Regions from separate parts of the Mus musculus genome. Here region 2 is linked to region 1. A link is a loop called in an ENCODE intact Hi-C map of the cell type or tissue named here. Cell type or tissue: gastrocnemius. All regions are shown on one strand.

Region 1 (8,000 bases):
GACTGGTTTCTCTCTGTCTGGGTCCTCTAATACTGGATCCTGGCTGGTAGATGTAAGGAAGTGGCCATTAAGTGCTGTTTGTTTTCTTTGTTTTTCTTGTGACTTTTGGTGTTCCCAAGCTTGTATCCAATGTATGGCTGCTTAAGCCTTTAACATGTGTAGGCTTGGTAGATTGTCTTGTTATGTAGAGGTTCTCCAGGGCTTAGACACCAGAACAGTTAATGTTCTAGTTAGTGAAGGGAATCTCTCTCTAGAGTACTGGAAGTGGGAGAGCAAACATGTATTGGGATCCGTTAAAGTTTCACAGTTCTCAATCTCTATGGCAACGAGCCCCTGGGCAAATAGATGACACAACGGTTGACCTATATATGCTTTGATGTATTCAAGGAATGCCACCTGAGAATGTTGTAGAGTGTGGTAATTTGAGTAACATGTTCCTCCATAAGTCCCAATTATTTGAATATTGTTCCCCAGTTGGTGGCTTTTTGGGGAGGAGTATGAGATGTGGCATTGGAGGAAGTATGCCACCATGGGCAAACTTGGAAGTCTCAGTAGACTCGAGTCATTTTGAATTAGCGTCCTCTGTTACCTGCTTGAGGCTTGAGATGTAAGACCTCAGCTCTTAGCTTCTGCTCCAGCCAAATGCCTGACACCTGCTGCCTTGAGTGTAGACTCTAACCCACTTGGGACTATAAGTCCCAAATAAACTCATCCCTAAGTTGCCTCGAACATGGTGTTTTATCACATTAGTTACAGATGTAACTAATACAAAGAGTATGTGGACTTTGGAGACGTGTGGTTCTGGTTAGGGCTGTGGTGGGAGAGGACAGAAAAGAACCTTAACAGTCAGGGTCAATGTGCCATTTGGAAGCAATAAAATGTACCCAGTGCCACTTTCCAGTCAGGTTTTAGGATTCCAAGCGTGATTTACAAGCCTGTCTGCTCTCTTGCTGTGAGCCTGGCAATGATTTAGATGGAAGCCATTCCATCAGTTCCAATCAGTATAAGAAGCACGAAGCAGGCCATGTACTAAACCCGCACTAGGCATTGCTATTGTCAGCCATTGTGATTTTTGACTTACTTGCTGATGCAGTGTCAGGTACCTTACTCTCCTAGCTTGGCGACTTTGAAGTAGGTAAGGAGGACCCAACACTTCCTAGGTGCTTTAGACTGGGGATGAAGGGTCGTAAGTTTAAGTTCATTGCAGAAGAATAGAAATTGTGTCTTGGATCTTGATTGCAGGTGCTCTTTAATGTTTATTTCGTGTTAAGTACAAGTTGTTAGGAGGGAGAACTTTGGCTGTTTGACTGTCTGTCCATCTCCTTCCAACGGATGCAGTTGTAGCTGCCTGTGAGTGAAATCAGTGGTGGCGACATACTGGGCAGGAGCAGAGGTCACATTGGGAATCCTTACTGCTGTTTGTGTACTGTTGCCTGGTGAGGGTGTAAATGAAGTCGATCCACCCTCTGAAGCTTTATCAGGAAAAGCAGCAACTACAACTTCATCCCCACTACTTAACTGAGACTGTCAGCCGATCAACTCACTGCTTCTTTGATGATACAGGGGGTTGTCAGGATGAAAGCCACAACCACTCTGAACGTCTCATAGCCAGTTAGGGAGGCTTTGCTTCAGCCATGGATGCAGGGGACATTTCTCTGGAGTAGATCCAGACTCTGCCTCTCAGAGAAACTTCATTCTGTCCCCAGGCCTGACTAGACTTCACTTGAGGCAGGGATTGCCTCAGCTGTCATTGCCGCTGTTAAGTGGAGGTTTCCATTTGGGAGAACTTGACTTTAGCCACGGCAACTCCAGGCACCTAACGCTGGGCTTCATTTCAGGTAGGAGAGCATCAGGTGGCCTCATAATACTCTATCTTCAGCCATGCTGCTTGTCTCCCTTTCCATTTTACACGTGTTTTCAGGAAGGTTGACATCTAGGGTAGTCAGGTCCAGTCTGCAGAGGTGACTACTAAACAACAAGTTTGGTTGGCGGAGAAGATGCAGAGAGTGCGTGACTCTGTGAGAAGATGCAGAGAGTGCGTGACTCTGTGAGAAGATGCAGAGAGTGCGTGACTCTGTGAGAAGATGCAGAGAGTGCGTGACTCTGTGAGAAGATGCAGAGAGTGCGTGACTCTGTGAGAAGATGCAGAGAGTGTGTGACTCTGTGAGAAGATGCAGAGAGTGTGTGACTCTGTGAGAAGATGCAGAGAGCGTGTGACTCTGTGAGAAGATGCAGAGAGCGTGTGACTCTGTGAGAAGATGCAGAGAGTGTGTGACTCTGTGAGAAGATGCAGAGAGTGTGTGACTCTCTCTGTGAACCCCTCTCCTCTCATTCTGCTTTGGTTAGTTTCAGGAACTTCCTTCTACCCCACTATACTGCAATGTACACCTTCCTATCTATTTCCAGATAACTCATTACATATTTGTAGTTGAAACCCACAAGAGGCCTGTGCTAGTTACATTTCTTGTTCCTGTGGTATGTAACAAAATGTTTTTTTTCAGGAAGAAAGACTTTATTCTGGCTTATGGTTAGAGAGCTGGTCATCCACCGTGGAGAGAAAGGCATGATGGAAGTAATGTAATGCAACTGGTCACATTATTTTTTGTAATCAGAAACAGAGAGCAGACAAGAAGTTAACCCACGTATAAAATCTCAAGGTGTACTCTCAATGACCCATTTTCTCTGTTAGGATTTCATCTCCTAAAATACAGTTGATCATCTGGCAACCAAGTTTTCAAATACATGTCTATGAGGAGATTTTATGTACATTCAAACCACAGCAGGGATCTACCTTCCCCTGGGGAACTGGACAAGTATTAATCCTCATTAAAAATTGTTCAAAATAACCGTTAGTGCTAATGATAACTCCTCTTTCTCATTTTATTAGTTCTTTGAGAAGTTTGTACAATATATTCTGATCCTACTCCCCCATCCCATTGAAGGGTATGACCTTAGGTAATTTCAACCTTCAAGGAATAGCTCTGGTCTCTTGCTAATCTGCCTCCTGTGGCTTTACCAGAGAGACTTCTGATACAGGTGCAGAAGAAGCAAATCTGTGATTGGCACAAACTTACACCTTCATGGCACAACTAAAGAGACAAAGAGACAAAGCTGTGGTTGGTCCAAATATCCCTTCTCTGGGTACATCAGCAGGCTGCTTGGACTCATTTAGTGAGTTGGCTTGGAGACATTCTCCTGTGTTGTGTCTCCCACTGTTGCAACATGAGGTTAAAGAAAGGGGGCGTGTCTCATGTGGTCTTTTCTTGTTCACTTTCAATAGTCTGGGATGTGCCGGTTACCTGAAGAGATGCAACAGAGAAATCAGGAGGTGACAATGACAGAGGCAATAGAGGGACAGTGGCAATAATAGTTAGGCAGTTGACGGGTAAATCTGGGATACACATAGCAGCTAGATGGCTGACAAAAAGCAGGTGTTCAAGAGTGTCCAGGGAAAGGATAAGTAGGTCTATGCCGGTAGAAAGATGGACAAATGAGAGTAGAGATAAGGCCGGAGAAGTGTAAACATGTGATAAGGATCCAGAGAAAAGGAACCGTGAGTCATGATCTCCAGAAGAGTTACAGGTAATTGTCAGGTGTTTAGGGCCATGTGTTTCAGATCCATTGGCCAAGAATTATGTGTTAATGACAGTGTGAAGGCCAAGGAATCTGGATTCATAGGCCCATACAGGGGCTGTATCCCTGGCTATTGTCAAAAGCAGTGAAATATCAACAGCCAGGCTTTTCTAGATGCTGCAATGCCAGCTGCAGTCAAGTGCTGAGAAGTCCCACTTCTGAGACCCACTTATAAGACCCTAAACATTTCCAAACCTAAGGACCTCATGTTGATTGAAACACTAGAGGGCGCCACTTGCTGCTCAACCTTCCTACTGCTTGCTGTCAGCCACCCAGGAAAAGAGGAGCTGGCAAAAAACAGCACTTGACAATCCTCTTGCTCATCCACAGTTTCTATGTGTGTAGAGAAAAGGAACCCTAGCCTGACTATTGGTAACAGCATTTTACTTCTGTTAGAATGGGTTAAACTAGATGCACAAAGAACAGAGATTATCAGGAGCCTCTAGCTCTGAGCACATCTGGCACCGGGACGGAAGCAGAAGAGTTACAAAGTTTGGAGCTGAGACGAAGGGATGGACCATCTAGAGACTGCCATATCCGGGGATCCATCCCACAATCAGCTTCCAAACGCTGACACCATTGCATACACTAGCAAGATATTGCTGAAAGGACCCTGATATAGCTGTCTCTTGTGAGACTATGCTGGGGCCTGGCAAACACAGAAGTGGGTGCTCACAGTCAGGTATTTGGATGGAACACAGGGCCCCCAATGGAGGAGCTAGAGAAAGTACCCAAGGAGCTAAAGGGGTCTGCAACCCTATAGGTGGAACAACAATATGAACTAACCAGTACTCCTGGAGCTCGTGTCTCTAGCTGCATATGTATCAGAAGATGGCCTAGTCAGCCATCATTGGAAAGAGAGGCCCCTTGGCCTTGCAAACTTTATATGCCTCAGTACAGGGGAACGCCAGGGCCAAAAAGGGGGAGTGGGTGGGTAGGGGAGCTTGTGTGGGACTTTTGGGATAGCATTGGAAATGTAAATGAAATAAATACCTAAACAAAAGACTGCAGAGGGTGAAGATGTGGAAGGACTGGGAAAGAGATACAGAGGGTTGTAAATAAAAGAGGCTGTAGAAGGCAAAGGGTGTGGAGTGAAGGGCTTGGGAGAGGTGAGGCTGTGACATGATACAGATGCTTGCCTCTGGAAGATTCTTAAATGGTTACGGAAACGTAACTATTCCTCATTTTTGTTAAGCCATCAAGGGCAGCTGAGGGCTGAGCTGACAGCATCTGTGTTAACTATAGGCTACTCAGAGCTGAGAGGCTCTGAGCGTCAAAGCTAAGCAAAATCATACTAAGAGCTGGGGCCACTGGATCAGAGCTGCTAACACTAAGCTGGTGTCTGCTTAGGATTTCTCTTAGTCAATCAGTAATAATTGTAGTGTCCAGAGTATAAAGGGCCAAGCACTTATGCCATAGAGCCTCGGAAGGAGAAATAAAAGCAGATTTAAAAAGTGTCAAGGAAGCATGATATGTACTCACTGATAAATGGATATTAGCCCAGAAACTTAGAATACCCAAGATACAAGATACAATTTGCAAAACACATGAAACTCAAGAAGAACGAAGACCAAAGTGTGGACACTGTGCCCCTTCTTAGAATTGGAAACAATCACCCATGGAAGGAGTTACAGAGACAAAATTTTGAGCTAAGATGAAAGGATGGACCATCTAGAGACTGCCATACCCGGGGATCCATCCCATAATCAGTCTACAAACGCTGACACCATTGCATACACTAGCAAAATGTTGCTGAAAGGACCCTGATATAACTGTCTCTTGCGAGGCTATGCCCCGGCCTAGCAAACACAGAAGTGGATGCTCACAGTCAGGTATTTGGATGGAACACAGGGCCCCCAACGGAGGAGCTAGAGAAAGTACCCAAGGAGCTAAAGGGGTCTGCAACCCTATAGGTGGAACAACAATATAAACTAACCAGTACTCCTGGAGCTCGTGTCTCTAGCTGCATATGTAGCAGAAGATGGCCTAGTCGGCCATCATTGGGAAGAGAGGCCCCTTGGCCTTGCAAACTTTATATGCTTCAGTACAGGGGAACGCCAGGGCCAAAAAGGGGGAGTGGGTGGGTAGGGGAGTGGGGGTGGGGGAGGATCTGGGGGACTTTTGGGATAGCATTGGAAATGTAAATGAAGAAAATACCTAATTAAAAAAAAAGTGTTAAGGAAGAATCGGAAGATCTTGGCAATTGGTGGGTAATAAAGCAAATATTTAAAGGAAACTAGCCAAAATGATGTTCATGGTTTTGGTTTGAGAGACCAAACCATTTGCTAAAAACTAGGCTGTATAAGGGAACATGAGGAGAGATAGCTTGGGGAGAAACTCAGTTCTTCAAGGGTTAAAGGTATTATAGAACACAGTAAAGAGGCATTAGGCAGCGTTCAAAGGAAAAAGATGCATAATTCAGAAGAATTTTCTAGTACTTAAAGGGTGGAAAAGATTCAATTGAAAAATTTTGTCTTATGATAGTTTATTTTAAAGTTGGGCTATGCATTTGAACATTTGAATTCATAACAACAGAAGGGATCCAACAGAGGATCTTTGGGTGATGAGTGAGAAGCGTGTGATCCAAAGTCCACAGGAATTAAGAAGCAATGTGACTGAGAACATACACAGGGAAACATTTTTGGAGGAGACAAACATCTCCTGTTAACACTCAAAGGAAGCAGGGTATTGGTCAAAGATAAGGTCTTGATGATTTCTGGTCTTTGGTTTTCCACTTAGGTAGGTGTCTTCGTCAGGGTTTCTATTCCTGCACAAACATCACGACCAAGAAGCAAGTTGGGGAGGAAAGAGTTTATTTGGCTTACACTTCCATGTTGCTGTTTATCACCAAAGGAAGTCAGGACTGGAACTCAAGCAGGTCAGGAAGCAGAGCTGATGCAGAGGCCATGGAGGGATGTTCCTTACTGGCTTGCTTCTCCTGGCTTGCTCAGCCTGCTCTCTTATAGAACTAAGACTACCAGCCCAGAGATGGTCTCACCCACAAGGGGCCTTTCCCCCTTGATCACTAATTGAGAAAATGCCTTACAGCTGGATCTCATGGTAGTATTTCCTCAACTGAAGCTCCTTTCTCTGTGATAACTCCAGCTGTATCAAGTTGACACAAAACCAGCCAGTACAGTAGGTAAAGCAATTTGCCAAGCAGGACAGAGAGGGTTGGAAGGGGCAGATGGGAGCTGAGAAAAGGGGAGGCGCTAAGAAGCTGCTGATAAACTAGCTCGAAAAAAAAAAAGGCCCTGGTGTGATTGCAACAGATGGGGTCCTGTCTGGTCTTCTGGGGTTCACTAACACTTCCTTGACACTACTACACATTTTCCTCGGTGAAGAACCGACTATGTGTCAGATGTTGTGCCAAGGGCCAAGAATATAAAGATAACAAGGCAGCCATTCTTCACAAGCGAATAGCATCAGAATTGAGAACCCATCTTGTCTTGTCGTATTACTTTGAATTGCTTTTAAACCTATCTGGATAACTACTAAATGGAATGAACTGTTTTCTCTACTGGCTTTGTCCCCACTCCTGTGGCTAATCTTCATTGTTGGCATCACTTTATCCCTGTGATTCTCTTTTAGTAGGTTTTTGCCATGTCTATGAAGAAACCCTGACATTTCTAGGGGACGTCTTGGCATCTACTGATGTACTAAAATAATGGGGTGATGATGTTGGCTGCTGTATTTTGACAATAGATCTGGAGAGATGGTTCAGCAGTTAAAAGCTGGTACTGCTCTTGCACAGAGGACCCAGATTTGGTTCTCAGCAGCTACATCAGGCTATTCAAAAGTGCCTGTAAGTCTATGGGTTCCTGAGCTCACAGCCACTTCGCCCCATACACATAATTAAAAAAAAATAAGAATTACAGAAAGACAAGGGAACACAAATTCCAGGTTATGATGGCTGTTGACTTATATGAAGATGGCCCTCATCGTTGTTCCATTTATCTGAGGTTTTACTTTGCACAGTTTATCAGTTGGGAGTATGACATATTAAAGGGAAAAGGACACAAACAATATTTGGATAACTTTTATTATAATGCATTGCTATAGTTGTTCTCGTTATTAGTCTTAATTGTTGTAAATATCCTAATCTGACTAATTTGTAAATTCAACCATCCTAGGGGTATGTGGATGATAAAAATCAGTTTCGGTAGGATTTGGTACTCTGTGGTTTTAAGACTCACTAGACTGTCTTGGAAGGTATATCCTACAAAGAAGGGGTGATACTATGTTTGTATACAGTGCTCTGGATTCTGATTTCAATGAAATCATCTGAAACTCACATGATTCATTTTATGAATATATATGCATTTCTGAAAATCCCCTGGGGTTATGTGAACATGTGGATATCTCTA
Region 2 (8,000 bases), 290 kb after region 1:
TACTTTCCACTAACTCCAACAACTATGAAACATATCTACTGCAAATTTGTATGTATGTATGTATGTATGTATGTATGTATGTATGTATTCTGGAACAGGTTCTCCCTATGTTGCTTAGGCTGACGTAAAACTTATGGGAATCCCCCTGCCTTATCCCTCCAGAGTTTTGGAGCTATTGGCATGAGCTACCATACTTGTCTATGGAACAATTACTTGTTGTTACTTTATTTTTAATTATATATTTGATACCTAAAACAATGTTTAAATTTAAATACATTTTTCTCATATTCTTCTTGTCACCAAGTCCTTCCAGGTTCTTCCCCTCTCCGTACCCGCCCAATTTTAAGTTCTTTCTCAAAAAACAAAATCTAATACAATGGCACCCATCCCAATCAAGAAAACAAACACACCAAAAATGAAAAAAAAAACCCACCAAACTGTAAAGAAATTTATAAAAACCAACTGTGGAGTCCATGTGATGTTGGTCAACTACTCTTGAACATGAGGCCTGTCCTGGAGTGGTTGATGTACCCAGGGTCCCTCCATTGGAGAAACTGATCTCCCAGCAGACATATATGACAGCTTAGCTTTCGTGAAATGACAATTTAACCCTAGTGGCTAGGTTTCCCTTCATTCATGAGAGATGATTAGTCTGTGTTCACTTATGTATGAATATTAGCTGTGAAGTCAGTGATATCCAGGCTACAGTACATAGAACCACAGAGGGTAGTTAGAGACTAAGGGACTACAGGAATCAGACAGATCTCATTAGGAAAGGGAAAGAGATAGATAGCTATGGATAGATGGGGGTGAGTGGACTAGAAGGAGAGGGGGCAAAGAGATGGGGTTATGGGAAAGACTACATGGAAACAGCTAAAATTAAGGGACATTTGAGGGGTAGTATGGAAACCGAATACAGCAGCAAATTCATACACACACACACATACACACACACATATATATGTATATATGTATATATACAAATACATATACATATAAAGGCAATCTAAATGAATTGGAATATTTTAATTAAAATTTGATGAATTTTGATATATATCTTCCATTATGTTATATAGATTATATAATATAACAGATGTATGTAATCTATATGATAAAATTCTTGTAGTGCTCTTTATAGAAAATACTTACTTTTTAAAAATACCTAAGCCAGGCTCCATTAAGTTGGTGGTAAGCCACCCAGATGTTTTTAGTGGTAGAGAAACAAACAAACAAACAAACAAATGTTGATTTTTGTCTGCCAATCCCTTTTAAAATGCCAAATCAAAAATGAATAAGAATACAGGATTGTATTTCCCTTAATATGTTAGCTACGAGGAACACTGCTGGACCAGTAAGTCAATGGCTGACTCAATTGCATTGGTGTTATTCTTGCATGAAAGATAAAAACCCATGAAACCCTACTGAGGATGTAGTTATGGCTGTCATTTGGATTTAACCAAGTACTAAATATATAGTATAGTTCTCCTTTCCATCATTGCTGATTTCAAGTGTATTATGTCTTAGGTGTCAGAAACACAGCTAAGAGATGTCTGGTGTTCATGATACAATTTGCAGGGTTCTCTTCCCAAAGAAGGGTCATTTCATAAGAGAGCTGGGTGATGCCAGTGTCTGGGAGAAGGGTGGCATGATAGAGGAAAAGGCCTTCACCTGGATTCTTTCTACAGGCATTAATAAAACACATATTCATCAGCCAATGCGGATGACCGCAGGTATAACTTAAAACTTAATTCTTGCTTCTTCCATATCGTGTGATGCTTCACTTACCCTTCTGCTCTACCTTGCTTTATACGGTGGCTGCTATCATCTCTTCCTCTCTCCATGCTGAATTCTGAGCTCATGTCAGACAGCTTTCTGACCAAAGCTGCAGACAATGGTTCTCACGGACATGGTTTTCAGGGCCACACTACAAACCCAGGACCTATGGGACTTTTTACATTTCTCATCTCTTATTCAAAAATCTCAATAGAATCTTCTCCTTGAGGACATAAACTAGTGGTAAAAATAATAGACTCACTATCAAATCCATATTTATCAATTGCCCATGGCCCTACAGTAGGATAGTTCATTCACAGTCAATAAAAAGAACAGAAAAAGTGTATATAGATCTATATCTAAATCTAATCTCTATCTAATCTATATCTCTATCTATCCATCACACACACACACACACACACACACACACACACACACACACACACACAATTAGAATTCTACTTTAATTAGTAAAGTGTATTTAGTAGTTAAGAATCTCCCAATTGCTGAAGCATCTGATTCTGTGAGACTGGTCCTGATTGTGGCCATACATACTGCCTTTTTTCCAAGAAAATGATCCATCAGTGTCCTCATTTCATATGAAAACCAAAGACAGTTAGACCTTGGAGGAAAGTGTGCTGCCCATTAAAATATGAAATGATCCTATTTAAGAAATCTTGGTGCATTTAAGCAATATAATGGGGTCTGAGGAAATGGCTCAGCAGTTAAAGCCCTTGGCACTTAAACAAAAGGATAAGAGTTAGGATCCCCAGAACCCACACAAATGCCATGTGGCTGTGGTGTCCCTCCAGCAATCTAGCCTCTGAAGTTGAAGATGGGGTCATTAAGCAATCGGGCTAAGGAGACAGGTCATATGGATCATAAGATCTTGTTTCACTGTGAGACTCACCCATCAATGAATAAGATGGAAAGAAGGGAGATTCCTGAATGCACCTTTGGGCCTCAACACACACACACAGACACACACAGACACACACAGACACACAGACACACACACAGACACACACACACACACACATACACAAAATCACACACAAACACACACACACACAAAATCACACACATACAATCGCATACACACACAAACACACACACATACATACACACACATACACACACCCCCACAATCACATACTTGTACACATAAAAAACCTAATTAATTAATTATAAATTATAATGAAAAGCAACATAACAAAAAAACTTTCCTGTTTTACAGAAGCTGATCCTAAGAACATTTTCAGGTTTCCTATTATGGACTATGTGTAAACTGTCATTATGAGAACTCTCACGAACATCTCTGACTCCATAAAAATGGTAAGCCAGCCATTGGACTGTTACAGAAGAGTGGGTCAGGTTTGGAAAGGCACATACATATTCCTTAAAGTGAGACTTACTTTTTTGTTTGTTTATTTGTTTGTTTGTTTGGTTGGTTGGTTGGTTTTTTGAGACAGGGTTTCTCTGTATAGCCCTGGCTGTCCTGGAACTCACTTTGTAGACCAGGCTGGCTTACTTTTAATGGAATCCATAGACCACTGATGGATACGTTCAGAGAAATACACTCATTTTGCATTCGTGAAGTTCTCAACAATTCAGATTATTTATTTTGCCTGGACTTTCCCCCCTTGGAGTTGCAAACACTGAGACTGAAATTAGTCGGGGGGGGGGCTTGTTTCCAAGATTCTTTTCAAATTACTTCTATGGCAATTTAGTCAAGCAACCTGCTTGGAAATAATCTATTTGCAGAACCTAGGTGGGGAAAAAGCTGCCACATTATATAATTCACTGAGCAGGTTTTGGCTTCCACTCTGCCAATCCATCTTAAATAGTGGCTAGTGCCCCGCATCTCACCATACATATGATCAAGCAATTTAGCAGAAAAAGAGAAAGGCCCTGAAACTTGGCATCCTCGTGGACATTTATCTCCGAGAAAACCAAATGGAGCCAACTTTTGCCCGAGTTTAATAGCAAAGCTGTCACATTTTACACAAATGAGTATTGAAGTCTGTTGGCAAATGGGAAGGGGGTGGGGACCGGGAGTGGAGGAGGAGGGACTGCTGACTGGACTCTTTTCAAAGTGGCTCCGGCTTTTAGGGGAGGGGCCAGATGCTCCACTTGGCAGGAGGGACGAAGTAGTTAAAATGATTACTAGCTAGGGGTTGGAACCCCAGGCTCTGGGCATATATAAGAGAGTGCCGCCAGCGCAGAGCGGCTGTTGCTGCTGTTGCTGCTGCTGTTGCTGCTGTTGAAGCCACTACCAGGACACACCAGCTCAGTCCCTTAGAACACAGAGACCTGAGAAGGAAGGGAAGGCAGCTGCTTAGGTTTGCGTTAGAACTCCCGTTTCACCTTTCCAACAGATACAGACAGAGGAACTCATAACACTGTCCCCTGCTCCCAGACACGCCCACGGTGTCCTGCACTCCAGCCCAGTGCGGCACGGGGCAGCCTGGCAGAAGGTCCTCCCTAAAGGCGATGCTTACAGGCATCCTAGCTGCTGCGCTGGGAAGGAGGGAGTAGGACCCAGCAGGAAAGCAAGGAAGCTGCTGGTGAGAGCCACCGGCGGTGGCCGCGCTGCGGGAAGACCTCGTCTTTCCTTCACTGGACACCTGCTGCAGAAGGCTCGCCAGGATGATCCGCATCGCCTCACTCTTGCTGGGAGCTGCGCTGCTCTGTGCCCAGGGAGCCTTTGCCCGAAGGGTGGTCAGTGGTGAGTCAGAGCAGCATAAAACAAGGGACTTGGGATTCTGGGGCGGTATGGAGTACTCTGCACTAGGTTGGGGACTCCTTATAGACTTGGAAAACAGTACTTAGTAGGCGTCCAGAGAGAAGGTGGAAAACCTGTTATTCTTTCCTTTCACCTTCTCCCTGCATAACAGAAAAGTTTCCTTTTTTTTGGAGTGCCTTTTTCTATAGTTGGGGAGCAAGCTTAAGCTAAATATGGAACAGCTCTGTCTCTTCAGGGCAAGAGTCTCTAGTTTATTTGGAAGCAGGTGAGTGGAACACAGGCAGACAGGACTGGGGCACCTGTGAGAGGGGTGTGGTAGAGCCTGGTTGACCAAGCTTGGACATTGAGCAGCTGCTGTGGCATGAACGCCACCTCCTGTTGGTCTGGCTCTAGTCCAGCCAGGGTGCTCACAAGGATGGTTTCTGAGACCAGACCAGTCCAGATGTCTGAGTTTGCAGCCTTTGTTCTCAGGAGGACTGAAGAAGAACAGGGGAGAGCTACTGCCCTGTCGCCTTCGCTTTTGGACTTAATTTCAAAATTAGAACACTCAGGAAACACCTCTTGGAGCTGGGTGGAGGTTTGCTTTGAGATGTTTGTGGTGATGAATTTGGATTTGCTCAAACAACAGGTGCACAATTAAGTCTCTCAAATCAGTGAAAGGTCAAATTTGCAAAACTTCCTTGCTTTGTCTCTTGATTCCCGCTCCCATCCGCACACACAGCCCCGGTGCTCAATGTCATCCACACTGTATCCATCTTCTTCTCTTAGTTTGGGAAAAATCTTTTAAGGCTTTTCTGTGTTTGAGGCAAATGTGAACAGCACCGCACACGGCAGCTGGACAGTCACCCATCGAGAAAGCTCTTGCTATGCTCATCAAACTGTTGGAGTGCGTTTGTTGAATGTTGCTTCTAACATATAAGGCCAACGTGGTTCCTCTGAAAGCTTATCCATCTGTACAGTAGGTGTCACTGATAAAAAGGTTGATGACAGTAACTTAATGGGTTCGGAAAACAGACCTTTAGGATCTAGCATATTAAGGTTGCCTCCAATTTTCTCCTCAGCAGATATTTCACTCAGTCAGATACAATTCAGTCTCCTATAGCTATTTACAGGGTGTTCAAAGCCTATGAGTTAATGTCCCTTTTCTTCCTTATTTAGCAGAAGATAAAGAACTGCATGGAGATCTATCTGGTGGATCAAACTATTTCACGACCTTTGTTTGAGTTTTATATGCAAATAAAACGAATAGCAAAAAAAAATGTACTTTGAACTTATGACACTTTAAAAGCAAATAGAAGCATTTAACTAACTTAAATAATGATTCTTTGTTCTCTTCTTATTTAAATACATTAAAGTTTTGGGGATGGAGAGATATTCAAAGTAGAAAATAGAACTCAAGTGCTTTGTTGATGAAAAGTTTAATTTCCAATATAGTTCTACACAAATTATTCCAAATTTTTGGCTAGTTTTTTTTTTTTTTTTTTTTTTTTTTGGCAATTCATAGGCATCTTGAAGGTGGCATCTGGAAAATTTCTAAGTAACTGATCATGATTTATTTGATTTAGCATAAATAATGATGTTGACTTGAGATTAAAACAATTACTTAGATATGTCTTTCTTATGGATAATTTGATTTTTTCACATTGAAATTTATCCATCTATAAACTGATTTCTGAGTCATAGGATTTGATTAATTCTAGCTGTTATTGGCTGAGCAGAGAGCCGTCTAAAATCTGTTATTTTTGGAGCAATGTTTCCTAACATGTCCACTGTCTGCCTGTTGATATTTTTTCTGAATGGTGTAGCAACTATTTTATGCCACTAGGGACTGGTTACCAAGTCTGATGAGAATTGAGACAGCGTCTCTGCTTTCCACTATTTGGAACATACTTAGAACACATGGAAAATTATTTCTACTTATTACATTTTGGGACAAAAAGGTATAATTACTGTGCAATATCAAATAATCATGTACCCACCATGACCTCAAGAGACAGACACTGACAAACTAAATCTCTGGATATGTTTTTCATATTTCAAAAAAAAATCAACAAAATACATTATAATCCTTTAAGCACACCATTTTAAGGATAAAATATTTTAGGGATAAATACATTTTGAGCAGCTTCACTATCAGCTGATCTACAAAAGATTTAATAGTATCTGATGTAATAAGGCAGTACACAGACACTAATCGTTGTATTTACTGAATTTATGGTTCATGGGAAACTAATTTGAGGATTTGAATTGTATGGTGATTTCTTACTCCACACAGATGTGTGGAGAACATCTGTTGCATCTATTTAAACACTCGGTTCAGAAAGTCACTAGCTGCTGATATTTTTCTTATGACAACTTCTTAAGATTTTTCCGTATGGTATCATATGAAAAAGGGGGATTAAACTTTGAGGTCTCTAGTTTGGAAGACTATGTTTGGAAGCAAGTGACATTTTCAAAAGATTTGTTATTTTAACAAACTTTTTGTTTCTCTTTTAGAGTTGAGAGCACTGGTCTTCCACGCCCTCATGCTGTGATGTGGCATTACCATGTTTCAGGTGTCCCTTACATTTCTCGAGAACTCTCTTACACATGCAGCTTTAACTCTGCTACAGTGGAGATGCACTTTATTGTAAAGGCGGAGTGGAAGCAGACCGTTAGGAACAAGGGTATTAAGCCTTATACTGACGTCAGCAATTCATGCTCTTCAGAGAGTCAGACATCGTCTTTAAATGTACAATCTAACCAGCCACTCTCCACTAACTTTTCACAGCCTATGACTTTTAAGTCATTCTCCTCCATAATTTCATAGAGAATAAAGAACTCAACTATTCACTATAGAGAGAGATCTAGCTGGTGCAACCAATTATATGCAGCCCCCCGCTCTTTTATCGTGAAGAGACTGTAGAATATTGCATAAGTGATGAGCAGTAAGTAGCTTTAAAAAGTGCTTTAGTAGTAAGAAATATACAAATGAAACTGCAGAGCATATTCAAGCTCACAGAAAGATTCCATGACATCATCAAAGTCAAAAATGATGACAGTGCAAATTGCAAAGATGCAATTATTTTAAGTATCTCCTGGGCAAGAAGGGAGCAAATTAATCTTATTACTAGGCATTTAATAAACTACCCATTTATCATAGGCATTATTCCTTACTGGCTATTCATCATTATCTTACAGTGGCAATATCTATACATTAATGCTGGAAAAGCATCTATAATTAAAAAAAAAGGATTCTGAAAGGGGATATCCAGCTGATGCTTCCTTAGTTATTTTTACTGTTTAAAACTCTCTTCTTCAATGAGAGGAGAGGACCTTGGTCCTGTGAAGGCTCTGTGCCCTAGTATAGGGGAATGTCAGGGCCAGGAGTGCGAGGGTTGGGGAGCAGGGGGAGGGTGTAGGGTGTAGGGGATTTTCAGAGAGGAAACTAGGAAAGGGCATTTGAATTGTAAATGAAGAAAATATCTGATTAAAAAAAGAA

Evidence for each region. Hi-C counts contacts between places; a loop is a spot of excess contacts. Peaks named below come from ENCODE experiments on the same cell type or tissue, not always from the same donor. Only the 100,000 strongest peaks of a DNase experiment are listed, where the experiment ranks them.
Region 2: it touches region 1 in a loop (3-fold over the local background); 5 of 42 quality-filtered maps call a loop at or near these places.

What each region holds. Positions count from the first base shown.
Region 1 is chr16:78,641,057-78,649,056 of GRCm38, forward strand. No RefSeq gene overlaps it. Among named protein-coding and RNA genes, the nearest start is that of Gm24861, 20 kb to the left of the region's middle. In gastrocnemius, a CTCF peak has its summit at 3,847 (motif pointing right); no DNase peak of the experiment used is centred here.
Region 2 is chr16:78,926,947-78,934,946 of GRCm38, forward strand. Chodl (chondrolectin) reads left to right here and starts at 4,002. Exons shown (of 6, transcript NM_139134.4): 1 at 4,002-4,501. The coding sequence starts at 4,423. In gastrocnemius, no CTCF peak of the experiment used is centred here; DNase peaks (open chromatin) are centred at 3,879, 4,285 and 4,900; H3K4me3 peaks cover 3,427 bases; H3K27ac peaks cover 1,589 bases.